Regions from separate parts of the Mus musculus genome. Here all the other regions are linked to region 1. A link is a loop called in an ENCODE intact Hi-C map of the cell type or tissue named here. Cell type or tissue: gastrocnemius. All regions are shown on one strand. Region 1 has its middle 27 kb from the start of Gm46653. Region 2 overlaps Pdcd4 (programmed cell death 4). Region 3 overlaps Rbm20 (RNA binding motif protein 20). Region 4 overlaps Rbm20 (RNA binding motif protein 20). Region 5 overlaps Rbm20 (RNA binding motif protein 20). Region 6 overlaps Pdcd4 (programmed cell death 4). Region 7 holds the start of Gm30990.

Region 1 (4,000 bases):
GGGGATAAGAAAACCTGATCTCAGGGCTGACAGATGGCTCAGGGCTTAAGAACATTTGCTCTACCATCATGAGCACCTAGGTCAGATCCCAGAACTCATTTAACAAGCAGAGCATCCTCATAAATACCTGTAGCCCTAGCTTCAAGGTGGAGAGCAAGATAGGGAGGCAGGGGAATTGCTGGCTTCCAGTCTAGCAGAAAAACCATGCACCCCAGATTCAGGAAGAGACTTGGCTCAGAGGAGGAGGCCGTGATAAAGGAGATATACTCTCCTGGCATCTGCATGCACGCAGACATGCATATAGCACACACGAGCTAAAGAAAACCTGGTCTCCATCCAAGATGGTTTCAAAACAGAAATCCAGGTCCTTAGGTGGTAACAAGGTTTAATTGGTCGGAGGTCAGGTTCTAAAAGGCTTGCTTATTGGTGGGGGCTTGAGGAAGGTATGCCCACATAGAAGACCGAAGAGACATCTGGTCCAAAACATGAAAGCCACTCATGTGACAGTTTGGATTCTGAGCAAGGCCACTGTGGCTTTCCGTACTGGCTGGGCTAGAGACAAGCAGTGACTGGGGTCATCTTAGTTTCAGGAAAAGTTCTCTAAAATCCAGTTTATCCACTTCACAGACCCACAGACCAGCATTTGCTCTGTCAGAGGTCTTAGTAGGTCTGACTGTGCTCGGGGGCAAATTCCCCTGGCTATCTGGGCTTGCCTAATGAGATTTAAAAAAAAAAAATCACACTTCACCAACCATTCTGTATGTTTTTTTTTTTAATAAGATTTTTATTTATGAGTATGTGTATGTTTTTGGGTGAACATGCTGGATCCTGGAGCTGCAGTTACAGGTGGTATGTGGGTGTTGGGGACAGAACCACAGCCTTCTGCATGAGCAGTCACGGTTACCGGCGGAGCCATCTCCCCAGCTCTTTGTTAGTTGCTTTCTCATCACCGTGACCAAAGTACTTGAAAGAGACAAACTCAGGGAGGAAATGTTTATTTTGGCTCAGTTTCAGGGGGATTTCAGTCAATCACAGGGCGAGGCAGGGTGGAGTGGCTGTCCTGACAGGAGCATGAGGCAAGGCAGCTGCTCACATTTTAATGGACCAGGAAGCAGGAATAGATGGAACCTTCAAAGACTTGCCCCCAGTGACTTCACCCCACTTCCAGACCCCAGCCCTTCAGGGCACAGCTGGAGACCAGTGAACAAACAGACCAGGGCTTCAGTCTGTGAGGCCACTGTGAATCCAAAGTACAACCCTCCAAGTGACCACAATGGAGCAGAGACTGCAGCACGGACTCATATGAAAACCTTTCTGGTTTGCTAATGAGACAGGATGGATGTGTGCCCTGCACATACACATGTCTAAAGGAGGTTCTGCTGTCCTACTCAGTCACCAGCTGCCCATTCCCAACGCAGTAAAATGGGTCGCTCAGCTTCGCTTTACCACCTGGTCACCATGCTCTGTGGGTGGAGTGAATTGGGGCAGCACGAGTTTGTGGGAGAAGGTCCTTAAGCCACTCATCCACAGTGACAGAGCATCACCTCTGGTGAAACTTGGAAGTGGCAGGACCTCTTAGGATGGCTTTTCGTGGCTTGGTAGGCAATAGGGTAGAACAGGTCTTCCTGGGGTGTCCAGAGATCACACAGTGACTGCTACCAATAATTCGAAAACACTAAGTGGATTAAAATGCCAAAACCACAGGACACAGAGGGAACTTAGAAACCATACATGAAACAGAACGAAAGGCAACCTCTGCTTTAGGAATGCCAGGCTGCAGAGAACCAGGATGCCTCTGCGCTTAAATGAGGACTCAGAAGGCAGAAGGAACAAAGGAGCAAGCGCGTGCTCTGCAGAGAATAAGCAGGCCTGGCGTGAGGAAGGGTTGCCATCTTTACAACACCCAGGCTTCCTGCTGTTTCCGGAACAGTGACACAACCTGTTGTGAGCGCAGCAGGCACCTTTGCCCCAAAGCTCACTTAGGAGTGAGCTGCAAGCAGTTAACACTTCGCTCATAAAGTGCTGCCCCAGAGGTCTCAGTTATACCACACCCTGACCTCACAGCGGCTGCAACTCTAGCGAGGAATCAGTGTGGAAGAAAACCTGAGATCCCAAATCTGAGGGGTCAGCATGTATCAAGGGCTCCCTCTAGTGGCTACGGGGAAAACAGCTTGAGATTTAGGCTGAGAGAAAATGGAGCCCCTACACAATGCTGAAGAAAGCACCTTTCTAACTGTGAGGAGGCAAGGTAGGCTGGAAACGGCTCCCAAGAAGTCTTTGCCTTAAGTGGCACTGTACATCAGACATTAATAGGCTCTGACACTCTAGTCCCAAATAATTTGGCTCTAAACCCATGTCCTTCAGGCTTTGGGGCTCTATTATATCACCACCACCACCACCACCACCACCACCACCACCACCACCACCACCACCACCACCACCACCACCACACACTTGCTTCTCTGCACACACACCAGAAGGTGTCTGATACCTCGGGACTTAGTTACAGGCAGCTGGAAGCTACCCGATATGGATTCTGAGAACCAATCAGCAAGCGCTCTTCTTAACAGCTGAGCTATCAATTTTAATGGCTGAATAATTTCTTGAAGACACTCAATTACACAGTCCATCAAAGATAATGTTCAAACGTTAAGGTCTCTGGAAAACTCATACCACAGTGTGCCAACCTGACAGAGTAAATATATCCACATTCTTTTTGCAACCCTAATCTCCACGCTGCCTCGTGTTCTGTGTAGCTACTGGCTGCCACAAGGCCTCTTACACCCAGGAGACACTCTGTCTCTAGGAAGGGGTGCCTGTCGGCCACACGGTGGCAGATTTATAGATAACACTGGCACCTTCCTTGCAGAAGCCTGGCAACTGGAGGTAACTCAAGTCTCCCTGGGACATGGGTAAGTGTGACCTAAGTGTTCCTAAGTTGGTGAGTTCTTTAAACAAACAAACAAACAAAAAACTAACAACAAAAAAAGGCAAAGGGCAGAGACAAAGTGAAGGTGGCAATCATCTATAACCTTAAAATTCGTCTTTGTGTAACGTGCAAGGCCACCTGCAAATAAATGTGTGAGTTTCTTGAGAGAAGGGACCCACGGCTTGGTTCTGTTATCTAAGTGTGCTAATATGTTCACTTGGGCCACCTGCCTGATCTGGGCTTCACATCTCATCTGTAAAATTAGAATATTAAACTAAAATAAAGAAATGCATCTCTGGAACTAAATATATTCTAACTGCAAGGTCCCGTTATTTTTAGCTTAATGTGCAAACACCAAAGCCATATTTAAAGAGGACTTGCTTTGCCAAACCTGAGCTCTAGACAAACCAATGTTTCTTGTAGAGATGTTAATCTACTTTATCAAGATTTAACGTGACCCAAGCCGTAACCTATTTCTAGGCAAGGCTACGACTAAACCAGATTTCATTGGCGTTGCTTTTCCCAGGTGAAATTAGACACAGGGCAGCAGGGCCCCACCCTCACAACAGGGCAATGCTATCCAACAACACAGCATATAGAGAGAAAATGAACCCTCAAGGAGGCACAGCTGCCTACAGGCAGTGCCCACTCTGCGAAGCCAGCAGCTCGCTGCTGTGGCCTGTAAGGACCACTGGCTCGGACAGCGAAGTCTCCTCCCAAACACCATCCAACCAGCAGGCTCCTGCGAGCTGAATGGAGAACTAGCTCCTTCTAGAGTTGTTAGGAAACCTTTAAACCATCAAGCCAAGTGAGTGTTTGAAAACACATTTTTGCTGATGCTTAATTTTAAAAAGAATCATTAAAAAATCAGTTTTTGCCCTTTCCCACTTCTGAATTTGTACTTTCCAAAAACTATTCTTAAAATTGTGTCATTAAGCCGGGAGTGGTGGCGCATGCCTTTAATCCCAGCACTCAGGAGGCAGAGGCAGAAGCAGGCGGATTTCTGAGTTCAAGGCCATCCTGGTCTACAAAGTGAGTTCCAGGACAGCCAGGGCTATACAGAGAAACCCT
Region 2 (4,000 bases), 280 kb before region 1:
CAAGAACAGAGTATGAGTGTGGGACATCCAGATTAATGTCTGGGATTTCATTGTAAATTCTCTCATAGCCCTAGAACAACATTACATAGATAACTTGTTAGCCTGTGTAACAGTGTATGCCATGAAACAACCCACCAATATACCATAAATTGTCACAGTGCAACCTGGCAAAACAAGTCATATTTGAACCTTGAAAATAACGTATACTTAAAAATTCTCAAAAGAGCTCCAGGCAAAAGTCAGGCTACCTGACTACTGACTTCCCCATCTACACTTAACTATCTTGTATAAAAATATAAGATAATTTCACCAACATTTCAAAAACCACAATTTTAAATAGAAAAAAATGCAATTTAAATGCTTCATCTAGATAAAAAAAAAACTGCATCACACAAACTGAACAATCATTCTTTAAAAAGGAAAAAAAAAAACCCAAACTGTTATTTTCCAAAAATATAAAGAGCTAAAGAAAAAAAAAAACTCTGTAGGCATAATACTATACATTACATTCCCTAAAAGAAAAGTTTCATTAATAATTAATAACTCTTACTCAACTCTTATATAGCTAAAGGAGGCATAGACCTTTTATAAACGTATTTAAAATAATGTCATACATACTCTTTTCATTTGGTCTATGGTAATAGTAGAAGACTTCCACAAGGATTTTAATAAATCTAAGATCATCTTGAATGCACTTTCTCCAGTTGACTCTAAAACCATTACAATGGCCTAAAATTTGAACAGAAAAGAGTAAATAAATTTTTGGTAATCAACTTATGAGAAACTGATCCTAAAAATGTATCCAATCCCTCCTCTAACATGTAGCAATTATATAAACTTATAAATTAATATTTTTAAGGGGAAAACTTTACATTATTAAAGAAACACCAATTACTGTGGTGTAAAAGGAGGACTTGAAAATCCTCTTTGGTGTGAGACAGTAACCTTACTTCATATACAAGCTCGTGGTGAAAATGAGGTACTTCCAGTTCCTTAAGGCAGTGTTCAGCTTCAGATATATCTCCAGAGAGTAAATACTCTTTAAGCAGCATATCAATCTATTAGATTTAAAAGTTGAAATGTTAGAATTCCTCATTTTTAAAAGATGTGTACTTTTCTAAATGATATATTAACATTCACACCAATATTGAGCATAGGGATTTGGCAGAGTGGTGGCATAAAAGAACTCTCTCACAATTCAAATTAAACACCCGGGCTTCAAACGGTTCAGGTATGAAGTAATAAACAACAGCACTTGGTTTTCCAAGGAATCTCTAGTATCTCCAAGTAGGTTTTATAATATGAATGACCTTGCTTGTGACTCTTAAGACTCCAATGTAGCCTATCAAAAACAAGGGACATAGAGGCTGGAGAGTTGGCTCAGCAGTTAAGAGCATGCACTGCTCAGCAGAGAACCTGAGGTCAGCTCCCAGCACCCATTTTCCATGGCTCACAACCACCTGTAACTCCAGCTCGTGGGATCTTGCAGTTCGGTCCTCCAGGGGCACCTTAACTCATATACACATACCTACACACATACACATGATTAAATCTTTAAGAAGAGCGGACAATTTTTTAATGCCACTAGAGGGCACTAACTTAAAGTCTCATCACTTTTAGAAAGCCACAAAACATCAAGATGTTCTTAATGCAATGGAAGCCCAAAAATAAGAGATAATGGAGTGTTACTACAAGGGCAAGAATCTTTACAGTTCTCTTCCCTCTAAAACTGAGGCTTTGTAACTCAGAATCTAGAGATGTTCAGTGGGAAAGAAGAGATGGTTCAGTGCTTAAAAGTACACTGAAGGACCAAGGCTCAGGTCCCAGACCACATGGTGGCTGACTACTATCTATAAGATCTGGTGCCCTCTTCAGGACTCTGCGAGCACTGCACACATGTAGCACACAAACTTAGATGCAGGCAAAACACCCACCCAAACACATGAAAACAATAATTTGAAAAAAATAAAAACACTCAGCAATTGAACAAGAGACACAATTCTTCACCTCCGACTAAAGCTTGCATGCTCATTTATGGCTCTAGGAAAAAATGCTCAATGTTTTCTCAGCAAAAGAACTTCAACTATAAATAATCTTCCTTATATATTTTCTGAGAAAAGGGTATTTGTATCAAGTGGCAATAAGTGAATTTTGGCTGGATGAATAAAATTATTTTATCTAAATATCCTCTACTTCAACTTCTATAATATCTTCATAAAAGGTAAAGTAAAATTTTACCACTAAGCTATATTCTAATTAGAGATGTGTTTTCTTTTGGTTTTCTGTTTGTTTTTAAGTCTGTATTTGAGGCTGAGGGAATGGCTCAGTGATGAGAGTAGCTGCACTGCAAGCAAGAAGACCCAAGTTCAAAGCTCACCTCTCACATGAAGCCAGCCAGGCACGGCTGTGATAAACAACCCTAGCACTGCTGACAGAGACAAGTAGATCCCAAAAGCTCACTAAGCTACTAAGTTAAGACAATAAATAAATAAATAAATAAATAAATAAATAAATACATAGCCAGCTTCTAGTTCAGAGAGAGTCCCTGTGTCAACACAACACGGTGGAGAGTGGTGGGGAGACACAGGCACAAAAACACACACCCCATGCTGGGGGAACCACATACCACACATACACACTCACTAAGCACACACAAAGGACAGCTAGTGCAAATGTATGCCTTTTTAATATAACACATATTTAATATTTGAAGTATTTTTTACTAAAACTACAGTATATTTGTTATTTAAATGATATTTGTTGTGCCACTGAAAAAGTGAAACATGGGGCTGAAGAGGCAGCTCAGTGGTTAACAGAACCTGCAGCTCTTGTAGAGGACCTGGGTTCAGTTCCCAGCACCCACACAGTGGCTCACAACTGCCCCTAACTTTAGCTCCAAGGAATCCACGCCCCACTTCTGGCCTCAACAGACATGCTGCACAAACCGGCAGGACACATACGTATACACGTATCTTTAAAAATCACTTATTTTTTAAAAAGTGAAACTAACATTACCTGTCAGATTCAGTGCATTTTTCCAAATAATAAAATACAAACCCACATGAACACTTCCCTTGACCCTTGCTTCTATCGAAATGAGAATACACAACAATGTCATAGATTATTGGCTTTATTTCCAGTCTCTTTTTATTGAAAGATAATTCACATACTCTTAAGAGTTTAATTCCTCAAAATATCACCTTCAGAGAGTATTACCATATTAATAATATTGTCTAATACTCCATAAATGTGGCATCTCATTTTAGTATATGCGTTGAATTTCCTTTATTTTCATCATACTCTATTTTTATGCTATTACGATTTTCATTTCTGTCTATTCATTGAGTCCTAAAATACGGAGAGCTGATTTTCACGTACTGATCTATAGTGTGGTTTGGGTTTTGGAGTTCTTTTTCAGACTTACCCGGATCCTCTAATCTACGCGCCACTTTGACTGAGAACAGAGCTACCTCTGCATCTTCCTTTCCAGTCAGGATGTCCTTTATTGCACTTCCTTGCCTAATATCCCTAGCATATTAACAAACTCATATTTTTTTCTTATAATTCTTCAAATTTTTTGTTTTTTTTAAATCTTTTAAAAAATAAAATCTTTTATTTTGAATTTTTTTAAAGTTTCCAACTTCATAAATCAGTCATAACCTATCTATTCTAACATAGGTAAAAGCAAAAATGTTAATTTCTTTACCCATCTGAACTGCTTAACGCACGGACACGCGCGAGCACACACACACACACACACACACACACACAAACGCATGCACACGCGCGCACGCGTGCACACACACACATATGAATGAGACTGAGGAGACAGCTCAGTCAATTAAGTGCTTGTTATACAAGCTTAATGACCTTAGTTTGATTTTTGTAACCCAGGTAAAAACCTGGGTTTGGTCTGCTTATAATCTCAGGAATTAGAGGCTCACTGTCTAGCCACCCTAGCTCATAGGGTAGGTCTCAGTGAAAGACTGTCTCAAAAAAC
Region 3 (4,000 bases), 78 kb before region 1:
AGGCAGGTGCCTGCACTGCAGGGGGTGGGAGGGTCTGGCCTCATGTAGCTCAGGCTGGCACCAAACTCTGTAGGTAGCCAAGGGTGATCTTGAACTCCTGATCCTCCTGCCTCTACCTCCCAAAGGCTGTGATTACTGATGTCTACAACCACGTAAGGTTTCTGCAGTGCTGGGAATCAAATCTAGGGCCCAGCACATGCTAGGTATACATTCTATCAACCCAGCCGCATCCCCGGCCCCATGCCAGACAATCTGAATGTTTTATGAAACTCCCAATTTTTAAATGTTGGCCATGTTCTTTTTTAAAAATATACTTTGTGGGCCAAGGAAATCACATAAATGAAAGCCATACTCCATCTGCTGGCAAGCTTTGGCTCTGAGGATAAGAAAATTTGGGTTCAGAAAACCTATAGGTGGGGCTGGAGAGATGGCTCAGCGGTTATGAGCACTGATTGCTCTTCCCGAGGTCCTGAGTTAAATTCCCAGCAACCACATGGTGGCTCACAACCATCTGTAATGGGATCCGATGCCATCTTCTGCTGTGTCTGAAGACAGTGACAGTGTCCCCACATATATGAAATAAATATGGCCAGAGAGAGCGAGCCTGGGGGGTGGGGGTGGGGAGCCTATAGACTAAAAAGACTCCAGCAAAAGTAATTTATGGTTATGGAGGTGAGTGGAACCAGATGGCTGCAGACAGGAAGGTTTCACATTTGAACCTAACAGTGTTTGCAAGGGTGAAGACGTACGTAAACATTCCTCAAGATGGATACTGTATGCAGTATGAGTGTGACTCAGTGAAAAAAGGAAACAAGACAGGAAGAGATGGCTCAGCAGTCAAGGGCACTGGCTACTTTTCCATTCACAACACCCAAGGGCAGCTCACAGCCACCTCCAACTCCATGTCCTGAGGATCCAGTGCTCTTCTCTGACCTTCCTGGGCATCGGGAGATGAACAGGCATACACGCAGGCAAAACAGCTACATACATAAAATAATTTTTAAAGTAAACTAGAGAGCCCCACCTCTGTGGCTGAAGAAAGCACTTTAATTAATAAAGTCCTCTGTTCCCTTCTGTCGGCATCCTGCTGCCCCCCTGACTGCCCTCCAAGACACCGTCCAGGCTAAGCGCTTTCTCCTTGGAGCCTTTCCCAACCACCACCCCAGCCATGTGTGCCCTTGGCCCATCTAGATCCTCCCAGATGTAGCATTGTGAGCGCCTCTTTCTCTCTCAGCCACTCACAGGGTGACTCTCCCTGTATGCCTCCCTCAGAGCTCTAACCTTGGGGACAGGGTGCCCACAGCCCAGACCTACACAAGGCAGTCAGTCATTCAACACACACCTGAACGGCTCCTTGTGCAATCAGTAATTGAAGGATGCCTCTCGCCTTTCACCACACCTATTTCCCTAGAGGTGACTAAGCAAAGAATTTAGAAACCTGAGACTGGGCGTGGCCAAAGGAGGAGCTTAAGTTTGGTTGAAAAGGCCCACCTGCAGGGAATATTTATCAACTAAGTATTTTAAGTCTGACTGATTCTCCTGCAACCAGCTGCAGGACATCCCACAGATGATGAGCAGTAGGTGTGCATGCGTGTGCACACGTGTGTGCACGTGCATGATTCCTAGATTATTTCTCTGGCCCAAAATACTCCAAGTCAATGGTGCCCAAGCTTCAACAGGCATCAGAATCCCCAAAAGGCTTGTTGAAACATGCTTGGGCCCACCTTACAGACTGGGCAAGTACGTCGGGGAGAAGGGCCCTAGAGTTTGCCTTCCAACTACCTACCCCATGCCATAGCTGCTGCTGTTCCCAGGATCCGCTGTCAATGGCACTGGCCAGGCATGCGCATGCTCTGGAAGCACAGAGCATCACGGTGCAGTCGCCTTGGCACACTTGACAAACTCACTAGATCGTGCCCAGTGCACAGCCACATGAACGGTGCAGACAGACTTACAGCCAACAGTTGTACTCTCACCTTTGCTTACCAGAAAAGGAATTGCTACCTCTGAGTGCCCTTCACGGGATTTGCTGTTGAAGCAGAAAAACGACACCCACTTTCGGTCACTCCCCAACAGTCACATGGTCTCAGGTTCAAACACATGACTCTGAGAGTAAAGATTTTTAAATCCCTGTCCATCCGTGAACTTGTCCACTTCTCCATACGGCTCTGGTTAAATGGGCCATTAGCTGGGTTCTTCCTTTAATAGATTCCCCTACTTCCTTCAACCACAAGAGGTCTCCATTATGGGTTCCAGCCTCTGTACTAGGTCGGGGGCTAGTGAACTTTCTCAGCGACTAAGCCAGCCAAAGGGTCTCTCTAGCAGCGTCAGAGGGTGGAGGCAGCCTTCCAGCAGACAGGCTAGCACGCTGCTCTGAAATAGCAGCCCTCGCTGTCCCTGGCAGGAGGTGCACTCTGACGTATTCAGTTACGAGCGAATGCCTGGACATTAAATCTAAATGGCCCATGGTATGGAATGCCCGGGCAGTGTGCGCTTGGATTATTTATGCCTCCGCACCTGTGGAGGCTGAGATCTAATTATTTATTTCATGCTAAGTTTCCAACCTTGCTGCAGAGCAAGAGAGCATGTGAGTCAAACTACAGGCAACTATGGGACATCACTCAGCAGGAGTCAGAAAACTTAAGGACTTCAGTACCCAGGATGCCACCTTTCTTCTTGCTGTCTAAGGATGTCCTAATGAAATTCAATCCTGTGTGGAGAAGTTTTAAAACCCTTGAAATAACAACACCTGAAAGACCACATCTGTGATCTTTCCATTAGAGTGCAGCCCAGGAGGTGGAGGTACAAGGTCTGGACCACAGATGTCTGGTCTTTTTTTGGGGGGGAGATGGAAAGGGGGGCAAGGTTTCTCTATGTAACCCTGGCTGTACTGGATCTTGCTCTGTAAACCAGTCTGGCCTCGAACTCACAGAGATCCACAGTTCCTCTGCCTCCCAAGTGCTGAGAGCAAAAGCGCGTTGCCCCCACCACCTGGATATTTGCTGATCTTTCTTGGCGCACATCTGCCTTCCTGTGGAAGGCCAATGGCTCAGGGTGCTACTCCTTCCCAACATGGCTAACAGTGTGCTTCAAAATCATTACAACTCCCAAGTTAACCCCGTCAGCTTTTTGTGTGACTTCATAAGGCATGTTTTCCCACACTGAAATGCTTCCTTATGGTGAAAGTCAGTGCAAGGATGTCAATAAGCCCGTGGTTCAAAAACTACCATTTTAACCCAGTCTCTCACCCACTGATCACTTGAGTAGAGCTACTAAGAATTTAAACCTCTTCACTCCCCTCCTCTGCACAATTCCTTCCCTGAGTTAACTAGAGTCCAGCCTCCTGCTCTGGTAAGAGAGACGAATTCCTACTTCGTCTTAGATTCTTCTCTAGAGAGAGTGGTCAGTTTTCATATACAGTTTTAGAAAATTCCCAAGGCCCCGGCAAATATTTACCAACAGCTTCACTACGGCCCCCAAAAGAAGGTTATTTAAGCTCCCAACCTAAGGGCCATGCTAACCCAGCTAAGCAGCTGTACCCAAGGATGGATTGGCCTTAGTAATGGGAGCAGGGGGAACACGCTCCAACCTCAAATGGGATATCAGGACTATGTTCTTGGAGGATTAAGGTTCCTGCTTAGGTATGGTCTCGGTCCGTGGTTCTCCCAAAGTGCAAGATGTTGCGTGCTTTGTGTGAGACTATTCTAGATCATGGGAATCCCTATGATTACTGAAGAGCTTGTCTCATGACAGGGATACTCCATAAATACTGGCTACCATAAAACACCTGCCCGAGGACCAGCAGGAGGGGAACCCATGAATCTCCTCCCACACAGGTGCGTCTGCCCCGTCCTAACTCTCTGACCCAGTTACCGATGAGAAACTTGAGAAATTGAAACCTGAGCCAAATATATCACTGGTTCATTCTGTCGGACAGACTTAAGTAGGTTAAACACCACATGAAAACCAAGCCAGTTTACCAAACGTAAGGCTACCTATC
Region 4 (4,000 bases), 56 kb before region 1:
AGGGCAGGGGTCATCTCAACACTTGCAACACTACCAGCTTCTGAAGATGGAGTCTCCCTGATGCAGCTAAAATTACGAGGATTAAGTAGACTCTACATCAACCCAGCGAGCTACCCTGTGACCCCCAGGAACTTGGGACACACAGCTGAGCTCCGTGCCCAAGACAAAAACGTCTATCTTCAGATTACATAATTCAAGTCTGCTCATCATCTGAGGGTGACTATGAATTGAGATTGATTCTAAACTGATGCTTGGGACTTGTCTAGGCTCTAGGCTGCTTGGGTCCTCAGACCTGAGAGAAGCAGGGCAAACCCCAGAGCATTTTCAAGAGTTTCCCTCTGTAAGCAATGGCCTGCAGATGCTCCCACAGAGAACCAAGGAGCTGGGGAACAGGCTCTAGGGAATGCTCCAGGACTTGACCATGACAACCCTAGTATGAACCCCACATGACACAATGCCTTTGTTAATGAAGCCCAGCTAGCCACCTGAAGAGAGGCCCTCTCCCTCTCCCTCCCCATCCCCCCATTCCTTCCCCCCCCCCCCCAAGCCTCTAACAAGCAACACCACCATGCAAGTGTCACACAGGACACACTATTGGGTCTTGTCTTAGTTTGGGTTTTACTGCTGTGAAGAGACACCATGACCAAGTCAACTCTTATAAAGGACATTTCATCGAGGCTGGCTTACAGGTGGCATGCAGGCAGACATGGTGCTGGAGAAGGAGCCAAGAATGCTACATGTTAATCCTCAGGCAATATTTTCAATCCCCTAAAAGAGCAGCAAGTACTTTTAACCGCTGAGCCATCTCTCCAGCCTCTAACAATTTTAAACAAAAACAAACTAAACTAAACTAAAACCCAAAAATGCAATATATGTGTATATGTGTGTATAGATATATAGATATATAGATATGAATGAATGACAGAATATTATACAGTGTGTACCTCCATAAAACAAGGTGGTCCACTGGTTCTGTCCAGTCCTTCCCCCAACCCACCAACCCTGTCCTTCCCCCCTCTCCCAACCCCTATACCCTTTCCCCACCCCCTTCTCCAACCTTCCCCCTCCCTTCTCTCCCCTCCCCTCCAGCCACCACGTCCCCAGTGAGGGACTTCTGAGATGGCACTATGGACTTCTGAGATGGCACTATGGAAGGAGACAGGAGGTTTCCATGCAAGCTCCTGGAAACAATAAAAAGTTCCAGGCCAATGAAAGACTCAAATAAAAGGTTTCTGAAAGTCCCTGCACTGATCCCTCTGCCCAGGTTGTCCTCTGACTTCCACATATGCCCTGCATTCTGCATACTCACTCCTGTCCCTGCACACGAGTGTGCGGAAAGAGGGGGGCAACACACTACAGAAAGGAGTAGGAGGAGAGTGACTAATTTATACAGATGCCAAACAGCATCTGATTGGAGAGTGAAACCTGCTTTCCTGGTGCCGCATAATAACCTTTATTCGACAAGAACTGGAAAAATGCAAACCCATGGTACAGCCTGGCATTGCGGGGGGGGGGGGGGCGTTCAGCTTCGGGCTTGTAACTTGGAAATGAGGGGAGGGGTCCTGGCCAGCGACACCCCAAATCCCGCCGGTGGAAGCAGAGCAGATCCCCACCCCCCACCCCATCCCCCACCCCACCCCCACCCTCACCCCCATGCGGCTTCTGCAGAGCGCATGCTAGCTAGCGTCCTGGAGCATTGGTATAGAGGCGGGAGAACGATCCCTTCTACCCCGAATGCTTCTTAGGCACCCAGTTTTCAAGCATCTATCAAGGTTGAACTGCTAGATCTGCTAATCTAGACCTCAAGGAGGAGGGCTGGAGCCGACCCATGCCACAGCAGCGAGCCCCTGCCGCTCCCGCTCCCTCAGCGGGTCAGGACGGTCAGGTCTCACCACTGCACTCCTCCCATGCGCCACCTCGCCTCCAGGCGGCGACAAGCTGCTCGGTGTGCTCACAGGAAACCAAAGTCCAGGAGGGAGTAATCTTAGCAAACCTTAGTTCTCTGAGAACAGTCCATCGATGGGAGAAGGGAAGCCCTACACAGGCCCCTCCTCACGTATAAAATCCTCACCAAAACTCATGCCCCAGGAGAGACAGCGCAACGTTAAGAGCACCAGCTGACCTTCCACAGGATCTAGGTTCCATTCCTAGCCCCCACAGATTGGTTCACAATGTCTGTAGCTCAGTTCCAGGGGATCGGATGCCTTATTCTGCCCGCTAACACTAGACACACAAGTGGTGTGTCTACAATACAAGCAGGTATATTCAAGATAATGTTTTCAGTGCTATACCCATGGAAAAGAAAATCCACGCCCAGCATTTCTATTCAAACTGACCCTAGTACACAAGACCCAGTTCAAAAGCCTAAAGAAGAGTTGCAGAGATGGGTCAGCAGTTCACAACCGTCTGTAATTCACTTTCTCATCTAGGGCCCTCTTCAGCCCCCGCTGGCTCCGGGCATGCACATGGGACACAAGTGTGCAAACCACTCACACCCACAAGACAGAAATAAATGAAAAACAAACAAACAAACAAACAAACAAACAAACAAAAAAACCAAAAACTTGGGCCCAAAGAATTCCTAAGGGATATAAATGCATATCTATATAAACTAACATTTTTTAAAAATCTTTACCAGAAAACGGACTTAAAGGAAGCCAGGGGTGGTGGTTCACATCTGTAATCCCAACACTTGGAAGGCGGAAGGCTAAAGTAGGAGGGAAGGAGGTGGGAGAGAAGTCTTGCAGGAGGTGTTTCTTGGAAATCATGTTAATAAAAATGTAACACTATGTCTTAGTCAGGGTGTCTATTGCTGCAACCAAACCCTGTGACGAAGGTGAGGAGAAAGGGGTTTATTCAACATACAGTTCCATATTGCCCTTCATCGCTAGAAGTCTGGACAGGAACTCAAGTATGGCAGGACCCTGGAGGCAGGAGCTGATGCAGAGGCCATGGAGGGATGCTGTCTTACTGGCTTGCTACATCTGCTTTCTTAGAGGACCAGAGACCACCAGCCCAGGGGTGACACCACTCACAATAGGCTGGCTCCCTCCCCATCAGACACTAATTAAGAAAATGCTGATCCTGTGGAGGCCTCTTCCCAATGGAGGTTGCCTCCTTTCAGATAACTCTAGTTCATGTGTTCAAGTTGGCATAAGACTGGCCAACACACTGGTTTTAAATACGATGCTAATTTGCTTAGGTTTTTGTTTTGTTTTTTTTTTTAATCTTGATCTACAGCAATGTAGATCTTTAACAAGCACAGTACTAGGGCAGGCAGTGTTCTTAGCACCACGCCCGTGTTAACTACTCTGTAATATTAACTTTCAAAAGGTAGGTACTACCTGTCATCAAGGGTTTTCTGTAACTATAACAAAATACTTAAGGCTAGGTGCATTACCCAGAAGAGGTTTATACAGTTCACAGTTTTGGAAGCTCAAAGTGAAAGATTAAATAGCACTGTAGATAAGCTCTGTTAAAGGTCTCCTGGGCCATATCTCCACAGGACACAACATGAGGGAGACAGAAAGCCAAAGGAATTTGGGGACCAGGCTCTCTCTGAGAACTCTCTGGAATCCTATAGAGCTTCGCTGGTCCCTTCCCAAGGCAGTGCCTTTGAGGAATTAACCACTACCTTCCCAGAGTTCCTACCCTATACCAGCTCCTCAACACCACAGCAGAGACCCACCCACCTTCCAGCACATGACCCTTTCTTTGGGAAGCACACCCAAGCTATATTCAGAGCATAGCACCCCACTTTACAGAGACAGCAACTGAGGCATGGCAAGACAAAATAACCTGTTCGTGGTCACTGTCTTAGTCAGGGTTTCTATTCCTGCACAAACATTATGACCAAGAAGCAAGTTGGGGGAGGAAAGAGCTTATTCAGCTTACACTTCCACACTGCTGTTCATCACCAAAGGAAGTTAGGACAGGAACTCACACAGAGTAGGAACCTGGAGGCAGGAGTGGATCTAGAAGTCATGGAGGAGTGCTGCTT
Region 5 (4,000 bases), 170 kb before region 1:
GTCTTTTATAGCTGGGTGGAAACGTGAAAAGAGCAAACAGACTCGTCTCTGAAGGTTCTGAGACCTTTCAGTGCCCTTTGGTGCAGGTAGAAACAGGCTCTGGGTCTGAGCACAAAGAGATTCTTTTCAAATACCTCAGAAATATACTAAGGACGTGGCTCAGGGCAGCAGGCCTTTAGGTAAGAGGAGTCTCTAGAAGTGTTTCCTGCAGCTACAGACACCTTCAGTAAACAGTTTTGGGGCTCCAACTGGATGTCTGTGGGCGTCCTCATCTCATATGGCAGAGTGTCTGGGAATCTGCCAGTTGTGTGTGTGCTAAGGGCACATAATGAGAGAGAGAGAGAGGTCAAATGTTTATTCTTCACAATGGTGAATCTGAACAGAACATGCAGATAGAACCAAGTGTGGACTCCAGCGCTATGTATCTTGAATTAACGTAGAGGGTGGACACAGATGGTGTTTGTATCAATTTTCTCAAACAGTTTATCGAGCATACTAGGTTTAACTTAAGAGTAAATCACTTCTACCTGTGCCAAGCATTTGTGTGTGGCTATTAAGTTGCTGCTGTTCTGAGCTACTTTATCACCGTAAACTTTAGAATCATAGAATGTTAAAACTGGAGGCCTGGCTGAGTGTGGTATCACAGGCTTTTAAGCCCAGCACTCAGGTGGCAGAGGCAGGTGGATCTTTCCGGTCTATATAGTGAATTCCAGGCCAGCCAAAGCTACGTAGTGAGACCCTATCTCAGAAAGAAAATAAGACAAGGCTGAAGAAATTGCTTAGTGGTTCAGAGCCCAGGCCATTCCTGCAGAGAACCTGGTTCAGTTCCCAGCATCAGTATGGCAGCTCACAGCTGTCTGCTGTTACAGGGGATCCAACTTTTCCTGGCCTCATGTGGTCACTGGGTATGCATGTGGTACACAATTACACGTGCAGGAAAGAAAAATGCCCATACACCTGAAAAAGGGAAACAAGTCAAATATAGATTTTTTTTAAAGAAGAAAATAAAGATGGTAAAATATAATGTGTACCATGATCTGACATTTAAAGTACCTTTTCTTGTTGAACATTCTGCAGATATAAGTTGTAGCAAATTTAGGTTGCCATCAGTTTTCTCTACAAAGTAGGATATATGTATGTATGTATATATATATATATATATATATATATATATATATATGCATATATATATCATATATATGTGTGTGTGTGTTAGAATTCTTTCTACATCATGGTGTATTACTTTATCCATCAGTTTTCCCTACAAAGTAGGATATATGTATGTATATATATGCATATATATATCATATATATGTGTATGTGTGTGTGTGTTAGAATTCTTTCTACATCATGGTATATTACTTTTGTAATAAGAAAAAAATATTGAAGATTTATTAAAAGGAAAATTGAAGATTCAGAAAATAAAGCCCACTCAGTTCTCCTGTCTTTTTTCTATCAGTCTTTGAAAATGCAGGCTGGTGGCCTGGGCTGAGAGGACAGGAGCAATGACAGAGCTAGGATAGAAACAGGAAGGCGACAGTTAGTGTGGGCCACACAGATCCTCATGCGCAGAGATGTAAGGGGACAGCCATGCTCTGAGCCATGGATTCAGAAGGGCTGACAGGACAGATAAACGTTCAAGAAACGCTGGCAGTCTGAGCGACAACCCACGCCTGTGGCCGTCTGCAAACTGCTTTCCTCAGCCTCAGTTTCCTGATTTATGGGCGCTGGGATAGAGGGTGTTGGTAAGAAAGCAAAATTAAAATGATGTCTACAACTGTGAACCCTACAGGATGGCCTTACAGCTACACCCAGAGAAAATATGTCTTCAGCGGGTGTGAGAAGCCAGTTTACAGCCCGAGGAGTCTGGACGGCCCTTGTAGAAACCTGATTACTCTGTTTATGACGACTCAGACAGCCAAGGAGAAGCCATGGCTCTGTCAAATAGCTCAGCCTAAGTGAAAAGCAACACCCATCCCTGGAGACCCTGAAGAGAGAGAGTGACAGGGGCTGGGGACACACAAATCACAGGCCACTAGCAAACATAGTGTGCAACTGTCTCTCCAAGGCCCCATCTCTATCAAAATAAACATGGGAAAGAGAGACTCAAGCGGAGCCAAGGCCAGTTCAGATTTAGCCCAGCTGCTGCTGCAGCAGCCGGCTTCTGTGGCAGTTTTAGATTTTGTGGCACTTTGGGTATGTTTTGCACTCTCCCTCCTCCAGCCCCTGTGTTGCTTTGTCCTCCTGCGTAGAAAGGGAGCTTTCAGAGTAGCAATGGGTTTTTGCTGGTGGTGGTCCACAAACAATAGTGCTCCCGCTGGGACAGAGTCTTGGTTACTGGTCTTGCTCAACAGAGTATGTTCCTGGAAAGACTTGCGTCAATGGACTCAGAAAGAAAAGACCCCGGTACAAGCCCAAGGCATGACTTCAGAGAGAAATGCGTCATAGCCCATTGTCTTTGGAGGTCTCTGTCAGCAGGGGGCAGAAGTCCATGACTGCTCTGAGGGGCTGCCCGGAGCCTTCACAGAGCCTGTGAAATAGTTTTCAATGGCAGCTCAGCTCCTCCGCAGGTTCAGCTCCTCAGCAGGCTCACCTTGTCTTCTAGTGTCAGCATTTTTACATTTCAGGTTTCCCAGAGAGAGAAACTGCCTGCCTTCGATTCCCCTCGTCAGAACAGGCCAACTGGTCTCCAGAACTAGACAGAAGAACTCCACTGAATAATAGCACACTGGTAATGTTGGACCTGGTGGGAGTCCCTGACCCCCCACGTATCCTCGAGGAGGTTCACGTGGCCAGCATGACGTCATAAAGCTTGCAATGATACAACCAGTCAAATGAAGCTTCTCCCCTCCCGTGGGATCTGCAAGAAGCACTCGGGATGCCTGTGTCCATCTTAGGAGCTGTGCTTCAGTGCAGAAGAACCCGAGGGTCCCGCAGTCCTGGAATCTTTCCCTTGTTCTATGGCTGCCCACGGCTAGGTAGGTCCCTGTCACATCTAACGTTGGCTCACTCTTCCTCCTCCTCTCCTCCTCTTCCTCCTCCTCCTGAGGAGCTTAGGGGTGAAGTGTAGGAAGAAAGAAGAGAAATTTACTAAGGCAAAGAGTCATTGTAAGGAGAAGACCTCTGAGAACCTGGAGGCAGAGCTCTGTGGCTCTAGGGCACGGTGTGGGGCTCCCAGATCCAGGTTGCTTCAACCTTAAACCACCTCCATTTTCCAGCACTGTTACCTCAGGAGAGGTACCAAGTCTCTCTTGGCCCCAGTTTCTCAACTATACAATAAGGTAATAATAGTACCTATGTATGGGGCTGTCTGGAAGACTAAATGAGCCCATATGTTGTAGAAAGGTAAACACAACAGACATGTTAGCTATAGTCTGTGGCATCTGGGATCTCCATGTCCTACCAGCTGTCTATGTAGAAGCATAGTGTTGTATAAGCTTCCCACCTCTAGCCATTTAGGAGAAGTGGTCCTCAGAGATTCGTTTGAGTTAGCACAGAATGTCAGAGCCATCACCCCTGCTCTTCATCACATGGCTAGAGTTTGCCTGGCTTGTACGGGGCCTCCATGGGAACCTCAGGTCACCCAAAGAGAAGCAGATACGACAAGCAGACCAGTATAAGGACAACGTTGGCACAGAAGCCTGGGCAGAGTCACAGCTAGCACACAGTGGTAGAAAGATTTATTACCCAGTAACAACCGTCGTTAGTTCCGTGGGTCGTAACTAGTTAGGACCGTGTGCAAAGCGTTGTCACAGACATCATCCGTGTAGGTGATAGACACTCGGTGGTCTATCACAAGCTGTGGGATGGCCTCATCCTCTGGCCTGGGCACCAGGCTAGGAGGCCATGTGTAACATGGCAAGATGTAAGGCATAGTACAAAGAGGTTACAACTCATCTGAAAACCTAGAATTTCTCCTACCTCTCAAACTCATCATGTGGAAAGTTACTATCCATATGTCCGTCCATAAAGGAATGGGGTTTTAGAGAAGTCAAATGAC
Region 6 (4,000 bases), 270 kb before region 1:
CTGGATCTGTGGAGGAAGCAACTGATACAAAGGGATGGAGCCTTTCTGTATTGGACCTTGTTTACGTCACACTTTAGAACATCTTAGTTGTGAACCTCTGCACTCACCCGACGCTTGCTCAAAAGAGATTAAACTGACTTTGAAAATGTTTCACCAAGGTTATCTTTGTAGACCCCCCCACACACACCCCACCCCCGTCATGGCTTGGTGCTGCTTTGTCCTGCCCATTCTCTAGAAAATGTGTTATATAAATGACATAATGCTAACTTCTGAGTGTTTGTGAACATCCAGAAATGTACCTAAACGGCCTATAGGTGTGTCTAAAGGAATGAGTGAAAGAAGGGACTCTAGGACAGTCTGAACATGAAAAGCATGCTCTGGCAGGCCTTGCCCTTCTTCTCCCCTATTCTCTTGTCTTTTTTTTTTTTTTTTTTTTTTTGCCGGGGGGGGGGGTTGTTGTGTTGTTGTTTTGTTTTGGGGTTTTGTTTTTTTTTTTTTTTTTTTGGTTTTGGTTTTGGTTTTTTTTTTTTTGGTTTTTCGAGATAGGGTTTCTCTGTATATCCCTGGCTGTCCTGGAACTCACTCTGTAGACCAGACTGGCCTTGAACTCAGAAATATGCCTGCCTCAGTCTCCCAAGTGCTGGGATTAAAGGCATGCACCACCACTGCCCGGCCTCTCTGTCTTATTAAAAACAAGTAGATTACATTCCAAAAGCTAACCACCAAGGTCTAGCCCCCTTTGGCCACTTCTTCCTCCTCAGGCTGACAACCAAGGTCTAGCTATCAAAGTATTGAGGTCCAGCAACCAAAATCCCCTTTTGGCTCACCCTAACACAGAGTTTCCCTTCTTAACCTTTGTAAACTGCCATCTGCTATGGGCCACATCTGTCTCCACTGTCCCGACCCTGTCCTTTTTCCCAACCCCAGACAAACACTCTTTCCCCCTTCCTCTTCTTCCCTCTCCCTCTCCCTCTCCCTCCTGTCTTTGTTTCTTTTTCCCCGACCTACAGAACTTGGTCTTGGGGATCCTGAGACAATCCTGGTCCCTTCAATAAAGATGGAAGATCAATCCACATGTGCAAGGGCCAGGCACAGATGTAAAATTTTTGGCAGTATTATGGTCTAGTATGATAAGACGAATATGATACCTGACAACATTACTGTCAAAATCCTACAACAGACTATGCCTGTAAATGTAAAGGTGCTGGGGGCACTCGGGGAGCTCTTAAAATAGCAGCAGATTTTCATACCAAATCCTGCCCAAGCTGCCCATCCTTTGTATAAAGTGATAATGAAAGGGGTTAGATGGATTGACACAGACAGGCTAAAGTGGCTTTGGAGCAGGCTAAGATCACTGTAGGACAGGTAAGCAGCTGTATACCCCCACTAATCCAATGTGCCCTCCTGTCAGAAGTTACCAGATGTTGGTAAGGCTACAACTGGGTGTACGGCAAAAGCAACCTAAGCAAAGGCCCGATAAGGTTTGGGTTACAAAAAGGAGCAGAGGCAAAGGACAGCAACTGTTTACTTGAATTTAATAATTTAGTATTGCAACAGGTGGGACCTATAACTACCCTAGTGACTAAAGAACAGCTTGCCCAATAAAGGGCTGGACTAAAGTCCACCTGGCCAAACTGCTTTCTGGCGCAGCACAGACTCCAACTCCATAAAGGCGGCAGCAAATTTACAACAGTGAGATGTGGTATATACAAGCCCCAGCACAAATGCCATGCAGGCTGCCCTAGGACCAGTGATGTCTGAAGCTGCTGAGCATTCCCCAGTAACTGAACCATCAGCTAAAGAGTTTAAATCCAAACGGTGCCCTACAGTGGCAGAAAAGGACACTCCCAGAAGCTACAAGCTTACTGACTACAAACCCCCAGTGGCAGAAGAGGGCTCTCTCCTTATGAGTTGTTGGCCCCACAAATCATGAAAGCTTTTGCTACTGCTGTTGGTTCTATTTCAGCACTTGATGGTCTGACCCTGCTGCTGAAGACACTGCAAGAACATGTCCTGACTGTAATGTCAATCCCAACCCTGCTTGCTGGCCTCGAGGTGCAGGACCGTCACCAGCATTCCTGCTGGGCTATGGACCCTGTGTACTGAAATGCCAACATGCAAGGCAGGATATAACAGTTTGTGCACTAGTGGCTCAGCTGTCATGGGTCCAACTAGAATCAAGAACTTCACTACAAAAGGGAGTTCACCTCTGGTACGATAAACTAGGACAAAAACCTGTGGCTAAGGAGGTCATAGGTCCCAGTGGGGAAGCAACCTATATGGTTTTTCTAAGTGGATGTAATATGTCTGTCAAGTTGCCTTCTAAACATGAGTTTACACCTATAGGTCGCTGTTATAAGCACTGGCCAAGCTCCTGAGAACTGACTTAATGTGGCATGTTACGGTGGCATACTTCTTAGCCATAGATGGACATCCATAGTCAACCCCCCTCTAAGGCTGAGGGATCACTACAGAAAGGCAGAAAGAATATAAGCTTGGGAGTAAGGGACAGAGCACTGTGTAAGAGTTTCCTCTAAGACTGGAATATTCCAGCCTGCCGGGAAGCTCTTTAAGCAGGAAGGTAAAGCTTGAGATAAGTTCCTGAGACTGACCAGGCTCATTAAGTCTCTTCCTGCCAGAGTGAGCAGAGCCAAGCTGCAAGGATTCACAGGGAGCAGCAGCCTGGAAGGAGCAGACAACCTGCCTACATAAGGGTTAAACCCACTGAGGCAGCTGGGAAGGTCACTCTCCAACCTGCTGGGCTGCCTCAGGCTAGGCAGTGGGCTCCAGGTTCCCAGCTTTATGACCTGTCACTCATGCTGGGGTGGGCTTTAGTGATGCAGATGTCTCTGAACCATTTCTGCTCATGGAAGTAACTCCTCATCCATATTCCTGTAAATAATCCCAATAAAACTCATTGGCTCAACAAACTGGACTGTGGTGGTGTCTGTATTTTGGACTATCATGGGTTCCCTCTCTGATATAAGTAAATGTGTGTATGTGTTGTGTCTCCCCAGAAAAACCTGTCACACAGCAGAATGCAATAAACAAATAGTTGTTTTACACTGTAATTCTATAAATCCAAAGCTACCAAACCTATGTAACAAACAAATCAAAAGCCCAGGTTGGAGTTTAATAATTATAAATGACTTCCAATTAATAACTGTTATAGCTCAGGCCCATAATTCTAATAAAACTAGTCACTTTATTTTACCTCCGAGATTTACTTTATGAAAATTTACTACAAACACATTAATTATCCCCATACAAACTATGATTCAAAGCTTAGGTTGATTCTCCTGGTGCCCATATACATCCTTTTCCAAATCTCTGTATAAACGCTGTTTCTTGGAGAGTACAGATATTTTTTAATCTCCCCCAAAACAGATCATTCTGAAGCTCCTGAAGAGGCTACACAGGGTCTATAAATTCCACAGAAGTGTCTAGATTATAAAACCAGATGCTTTAAAAATATAGAAATAGTGCCTGTGGCGTTTTCCTCAAAAGGAAATGGCATAGAAGTATCATCAGAGCCCAGAACTATGTAAGAAAAATTGTTTAAGGAAAAAATTGTATCCCTCTTTTCCTTTTTTCTTTCGAAGCCCTATGTAGCCCAGACTGGCTTCAAACCCAGACCTGTGCTACCGACCTTTACATCTCAAGTACTGGGATTTTAGGCATAAACCACCATGTCCAGAAGTTCCCTTCCTGATTGTGAAATTTGTTGTTGTTACAAAAGAAAAAAACATAAATTTATCCAGAGTAGTCCAAAATCATTCTACACAGGTTTAACAGTGTGTTTTCTCCCTGCAACTTGAAACCTACCGCAACTTCATTTGTATCTCCATGCTCAAAGTATTCCTGTATAATTGGTGTTAGAGTCTTCTCAAATGCGGTCTCATCCAGGGGCAAAACTACAGTTTCATAAACACAGTTCTCCTGAAAGAAGGGGAATTATAGATTAAATATTCAGATAAACTGAAATGATACTTTCACAGTT
Region 7 (4,000 bases), 260 kb before region 1:
CAAGCCACACTGTGTTTAGGTAGCTGTGCAGAGTAGAAGTAGGCACTAGATCCCCCAGAGCTGGACTCACAGGGAGCTGTGAGTTAACAAATGAGAATGCTGGGAACCAAACTCAGGTCCTCTGGAAGAACATTATGCACTCTTAACACATGTTCCTCTTTCCAGCCCACATTTAATACAGTCTTAAAGTTAACTTTACATCCACATACAGGGACATAAGTATTGGGTAACTCTCTAACAAAATCTAAAATTTACTCCAAAATAAAAACAGCAGTTTTGACTAATCAAGAATATTTCATGTACTGATCTTTTCTGACCGCAGCAGCAGCTGTAGGGTCATTACCCCGCCCACTACACTTTTTATGAGGCGCTGAAACAGGAAGACGTTTTTTAAGTAACCCTTTCTCTTATGTGATTTATATTCAGCATGTCGCTTCTATAATCTAAAATTTTCATTTAAAAAAACACTCAACCTACTTTAAGAACAAATAAAAGGCAGACGTGGTAAAACCACATCTGTAATCCAGCACTAGAGGCAGCACAAGCAAGGATCGGCAGGAGTTTAACACCTCCACAAGCGGCCCTTGTGTGCTGTGGTGGAGAGCAGACAGGTGATAGAACTTAGATGACACGCGTAAGACCCTTTAGCTCTATATCGTTTTTCTCTAAAAGGATATTAACTTGTGAAACAAGAATAGCACCTGATGTTGAATTCATGTCGTAACTGTTAGGCTACATCAAGATGTTATCATCCTGCCCAAGAGAACATGGTAAAAAGCATTCTCTAATTCTACTCAGAATTAACTAACATGCAAGTCTACATGGCTGCTTACTTCATTTTAAACAACTTAGGATCTAGAAAAATGAATTTTAAAATAGATACACAGAGAGTCATACAAATATAAGACCAAGTGTAGTTTGGAAATGGAAATTTTTGCTACCTTCCATGGCTGAAAAGGCCATGTCCTGCTTTCCTTCAGTGTGTGCATGAATTACATGCTAGAGAAAGTCTGTCAGCTCTGATGTGATTTGAATTTAACACTGTGAAGTGTGATTTTCATTCTAGATGCAAGTATAGTCTCTGAGGAAATATTTTCTGCAGCATCTGTCTAATAATGGGGGAAATATAAGTAGTGCTTATCAAGCCCTTTGACATTCACAGTGAACTAATTGTGTAAGCATTATTTCATGAGCTTCACGTATTCCCTTTGCACACAACTCAAGAGGTTTAGAAGGAAAGGATGTTCTCTGCAAGGTTGTTCACACTGGGTGAACGACCACGAGAACCCAGACGCTGTACATTCAGTACATGAGCTTAGAGTGCCTTACAAGGAAGTCCTTCTTAGGGTTAACAAAAAGCAGCTTTTAACAACGTGGACTTGTACACCAACTGTTAAAACTGCTTTCCAATCACTAAAGATATGATACTGAAAACAGCTATCAGGAAATAACTATCACATGATATGATGTTTTATTAATTATAACAACCAAAAAATAGTTCTATCTCCAGACCATAACAACTGGATCAAGCAGTCAAGACGCAGACACACCCATAGCTTCACAGCTGTTCTAAAGGACAGTATGTGACACTCTCTTCAGTGGGCTTTTTTTTTTCTTTTAATTTAACGATCCTTAAAATACTTACCTCAACCTTAGGCAAAACAACAGCAACAACAACAACAAAAAAATCTAAATTCCATTTGCTCCACACTAATCTATACAAAATCATTTCCCATGGGGTAAGGGGAAGCTATGTATACAGCTAAAAACGATTAAGCTGAAATTAACTGTTATCCAGTGCATTTCCTAAATGCCCGATAAATTACTTTGACATTTTGGAAGTCAAGTTTAGACCACATGTTAACTAGAAAATGACCTTAATTCTTCCCTGGGATGCAGTCACATTAATTAGCAACTTGCATTCTGCTAAGAGCACTCTACAACAATAACGCAAAAGCAACCACTACTGAGAGCAACCATGTACATTTATTTTTGCAGCCGTAACAAGTATTTTATTTTCCTCTACTCTTACCACGAGATAGATATAGATATATAGATAGATATCGCACGCATATTATGGATATAAATACGAGCACGAATATATATGCTAGGGCCTTCCCCTAAAATTTCAAACTCTTAAATCAAGAGTATTACAGCTGTGAAGCTATCAAAATGTCTTAAACGCAGCTCGTAGGCCTCACACCCACCCCTCACCCAGGCCCGGAGCCGCATTTTGAATCATTCATAGCAGGTAGTCGACTACAGAGGCTGGTTTACAGAGCCAGTTCCCAAGGAGGGGCTCGGGGAAGATAGGCGAGACCTACATCTGCAGTTCTGAGGCTGTTCAGGGAAAGCAAAAACAAAAAACCAAAACCAAAAACCAAAAAGCACGCCCTCTACGTACATTACAGTAGCGGACAGCCACGGGCAGCAGACACAGCATGCGTTCACAGAGAGGGGGCTCCCTTCTCGGCTTTGTTTTCTCTAGGTTGTATTGTACTTTTTTTAAGGGACCCTGTACAGGAGACTGCAAGGAGGAGTTGGCACAGGGCCGGGAGGGCAGCTGTCCCCGCCCCGTGCCCGCACCGACCGACGCCTGTCCCGCAGGACCCCAACCCTCCGGCAGCGGGCAGGGCCGGCCGAGGCGGACCAGGCCTCGGTTCGGGGCACCGACCCCTCACCGGATCTCCGTCCGGACGACACCCCTCTCCTACCGTCCCGTCCCCCGCGTCCAACTGCGTCGGACCGGGCGCCCGGAGGCTCCTCTCACCGCGAGCGCACGCAGCCACGCACGCCCGGCCGCCGGGGATGGGGCTGCGGAGGAGGGGGCGGGCCCGTGCTGCAGCTCCCCGGCCCGACCGACCCGGCCTCGGAGAGCGAGCACCGGCAGCTCCCCGCAGCCCCGGGCGTTGGGCGAGCGCCGGTGGCCGGAGGGCTCCAGGGCCAGCGTGGACAGGGACCGAGCGTCCCGACCCCCGCGGCGAGGCCTCCACGCCCCCTCCCCCTCCCAACGTGCGGCAGCCTCCGCCGACCCGGGCCTAAGGGACGAGGACGCCGCCCGCCCGAGCGTGCGAGCCGCGCCCACAGTACTGACCCCCTCGGGCCGCCGCCGCTCGCCCGGGTCTCCGGTCCGCCGGGCCCCGACCCCGTTCCTCAGCCTCCGCCGCCGCTGCCTCGGAGCGCCTCTGGCCCCGCTCGCTCTGTTTGTTTTTGTTTTGTTCTACCCAGTAACACGGGGGCGACGGCGTGGCGTCTATTGGCCGAGAGGAGGACGTCCCGCAGCCAATCGTGGCGGCCGAGCTGCAGCCGAGGCGGCGAGGCAGAGCTAGGGGAAGTGAGACGTGGAAATAGGGGCGGGGCTCAGGGGGGCGGGGCGCCGTCGGCGCATGCGCGCTGGGCTTGGGACCCGCTCGGCCACCAGCCAGAGTGGGGGTTAAGTGCAGAGGGCCGGGTTGTGAAAGCGGGCGGAGGGCTGTGCCGGGCTGGGGGCTGGGGGCTGGGGCGCGGCTCGTGGACCAGACCGGCCAGTCCTCTCTACAGGGCGTCTCAGCCCAATTCTAGGGCGGTTGTGGATTTCCTGAGGTCCCCACTATTTCTGGGCGTCTGGGAGAATCTGCAACCACTACTTAACTTCTGCCCGCTGGTCCTTGCTCTCGCGTGGCTCCTGCCGTGTGTCCACGTGCTCAGGAAGTTTCTCGCAGGAAAAGCCTAACCCCTTTGAGATAAAAATCGCTCCCTTTTCCCAGATAAAGAGATACAAAAACTGAAGTCCCTTTGCTAACCAGCCAGGCCACTATGGTGCTTGCATTCTTTCCAAAGCTGGGTTTCTCAACCATGGCTATGGTTTGTGTATTGAATCAGCCCTCTCTAGCTGTCTTCTGTGACGTTTCCTTCTGGCTGCCATCTCTAGCCTTCATTTTGTCTCGGATGTTATCGCCTGAGATAATGTGCAGCACCGTATGTTCTTCCTGTGCACCTGGAAAGTGACTGACCTGCTTTC

The links. A loop is a pair of places that touch in the nucleus more often than their neighbours do. Peaks named below come from ENCODE experiments on the same cell type or tissue, not always from the same donor. Only the 100,000 strongest peaks of a DNase experiment are listed, where the experiment ranks them.
Region 2: it touches region 1 in a loop (4-fold over the local background); 16 of 42 quality-filtered maps call a loop at or near these places.
Region 3: a loop joins it to region 1, with 6 times the contacts of the local background. A loop is called at or near these places in 18 of 42 quality-filtered maps.
Region 4: a loop joins it to region 1, with 2.6 times the contacts of the local background. A loop is called at or near these places in 11 of 42 quality-filtered maps.
Region 5: it touches region 1 in a loop (2.4-fold over the local background); 6 of 42 quality-filtered maps call a loop at or near these places.
Region 6: it touches region 1 in a loop (3-fold over the local background); 17 of 42 quality-filtered maps call a loop at or near these places.
Region 7: a loop joins it to region 1, with 2.3 times the contacts of the local background. A loop is called at or near these places in 7 of 42 quality-filtered maps.

The regions. Positions count from the first base shown.
Region 1 is chr19:53,647,064-53,651,063 of GRCm38, reverse strand. No RefSeq gene overlaps it. Among named protein-coding and RNA genes, the nearest start is that of Gm46653, 27 kb to the left of the region's middle. In gastrocnemius, CTCF peaks have their summits at 1,547, 2,146 (motif pointing left) and 2,801; DNase peaks (open chromatin) are centred at 1,533 and 2,115; H3K4me3 peaks cover 355 bases; H3K27ac peaks cover 3,086 bases.
Region 2 is chr19:53,923,264-53,927,263 of GRCm38, reverse strand. Pdcd4 (programmed cell death 4) reads right to left here. Exons shown (of 12, transcript NM_001168491.1): 9 at 951-1,058; 10 at 619-729; 11 at 1-70. Among named protein-coding and RNA genes, the nearest start is that of Bbip1, 19 kb to the left of the region's middle. In gastrocnemius, a CTCF peak has its summit at 1,588 (motif pointing right); a DNase peak (open chromatin) is centred at 1,877.
Region 3 is chr19:53,724,847-53,728,846 of GRCm38, reverse strand. All of the region lies in intron 1 of Rbm20 (RNA binding motif protein 20), which reads right to left. Among named protein-coding and RNA genes, the nearest start is that of Gm30943, 27 kb to the left of the region's middle. In gastrocnemius, a CTCF peak has its summit at 2,233 (motif pointing right); no DNase peak of the experiment used is centred here; H3K4me3 peaks cover 2,899 bases; H3K27ac peaks cover 4,000 bases.
Region 4 is chr19:53,702,977-53,706,976 of GRCm38, reverse strand. All of the region lies in intron 1 of Rbm20 (RNA binding motif protein 20), which reads right to left. Among named protein-coding and RNA genes, the nearest start is that of Rbm20, 28 kb to the right of the region's middle. In gastrocnemius, a CTCF peak has its summit at 1,925; a DNase peak (open chromatin) is centred at 1,910; H3K4me3 peaks cover 303 bases.
Region 5 is chr19:53,819,875-53,823,874 of GRCm38, reverse strand. All of the region lies in intron 5 of Rbm20 (RNA binding motif protein 20), which reads right to left. It overlaps Gm16299 (a long non-coding RNA gene), which reads left to right. Exons shown (of 2, transcript XR_877919.3): 2 at 1,793-4,000. Among named protein-coding and RNA genes, the nearest start is that of Gm16299, 3.3 kb to the left of the region's middle. In gastrocnemius, a CTCF peak has its summit at 2,473 (motif pointing right); no DNase peak of the experiment used is centred here; H3K4me3 peaks cover 497 bases; H3K27ac peaks cover 3,799 bases.
Region 6 is chr19:53,912,751-53,916,750 of GRCm38, reverse strand. It overlaps Pdcd4 (programmed cell death 4), which reads right to left. Exons shown (of 12, transcript NM_001168491.1): 5 at 3,826-3,939. Among named protein-coding and RNA genes, the nearest start is that of Gm30990, 10 kb to the right of the region's middle. In gastrocnemius, no CTCF peak of the experiment used is centred here; no DNase peak of the experiment used is centred here.
Region 7 is chr19:53,902,583-53,906,582 of GRCm38, reverse strand. Gm30990 reads left to right here and starts at 1,979. Exons shown (of 8, transcript XM_030251154.1): 1 at 1,979-2,000; 2 at 2,511-4,000. The coding sequence starts at 1,979. The coding sequence ends at 3,712. Pdcd4 (programmed cell death 4) reads right to left here and starts at 3,232. Exons shown (of 12, transcript NM_001168491.1): 1 at 3,095-3,232. In gastrocnemius, a CTCF peak has its summit at 2,451; DNase peaks (open chromatin) are centred at 2,599 and 3,307; H3K4me3 peaks cover 3,967 bases; H3K27ac peaks cover 3,837 bases.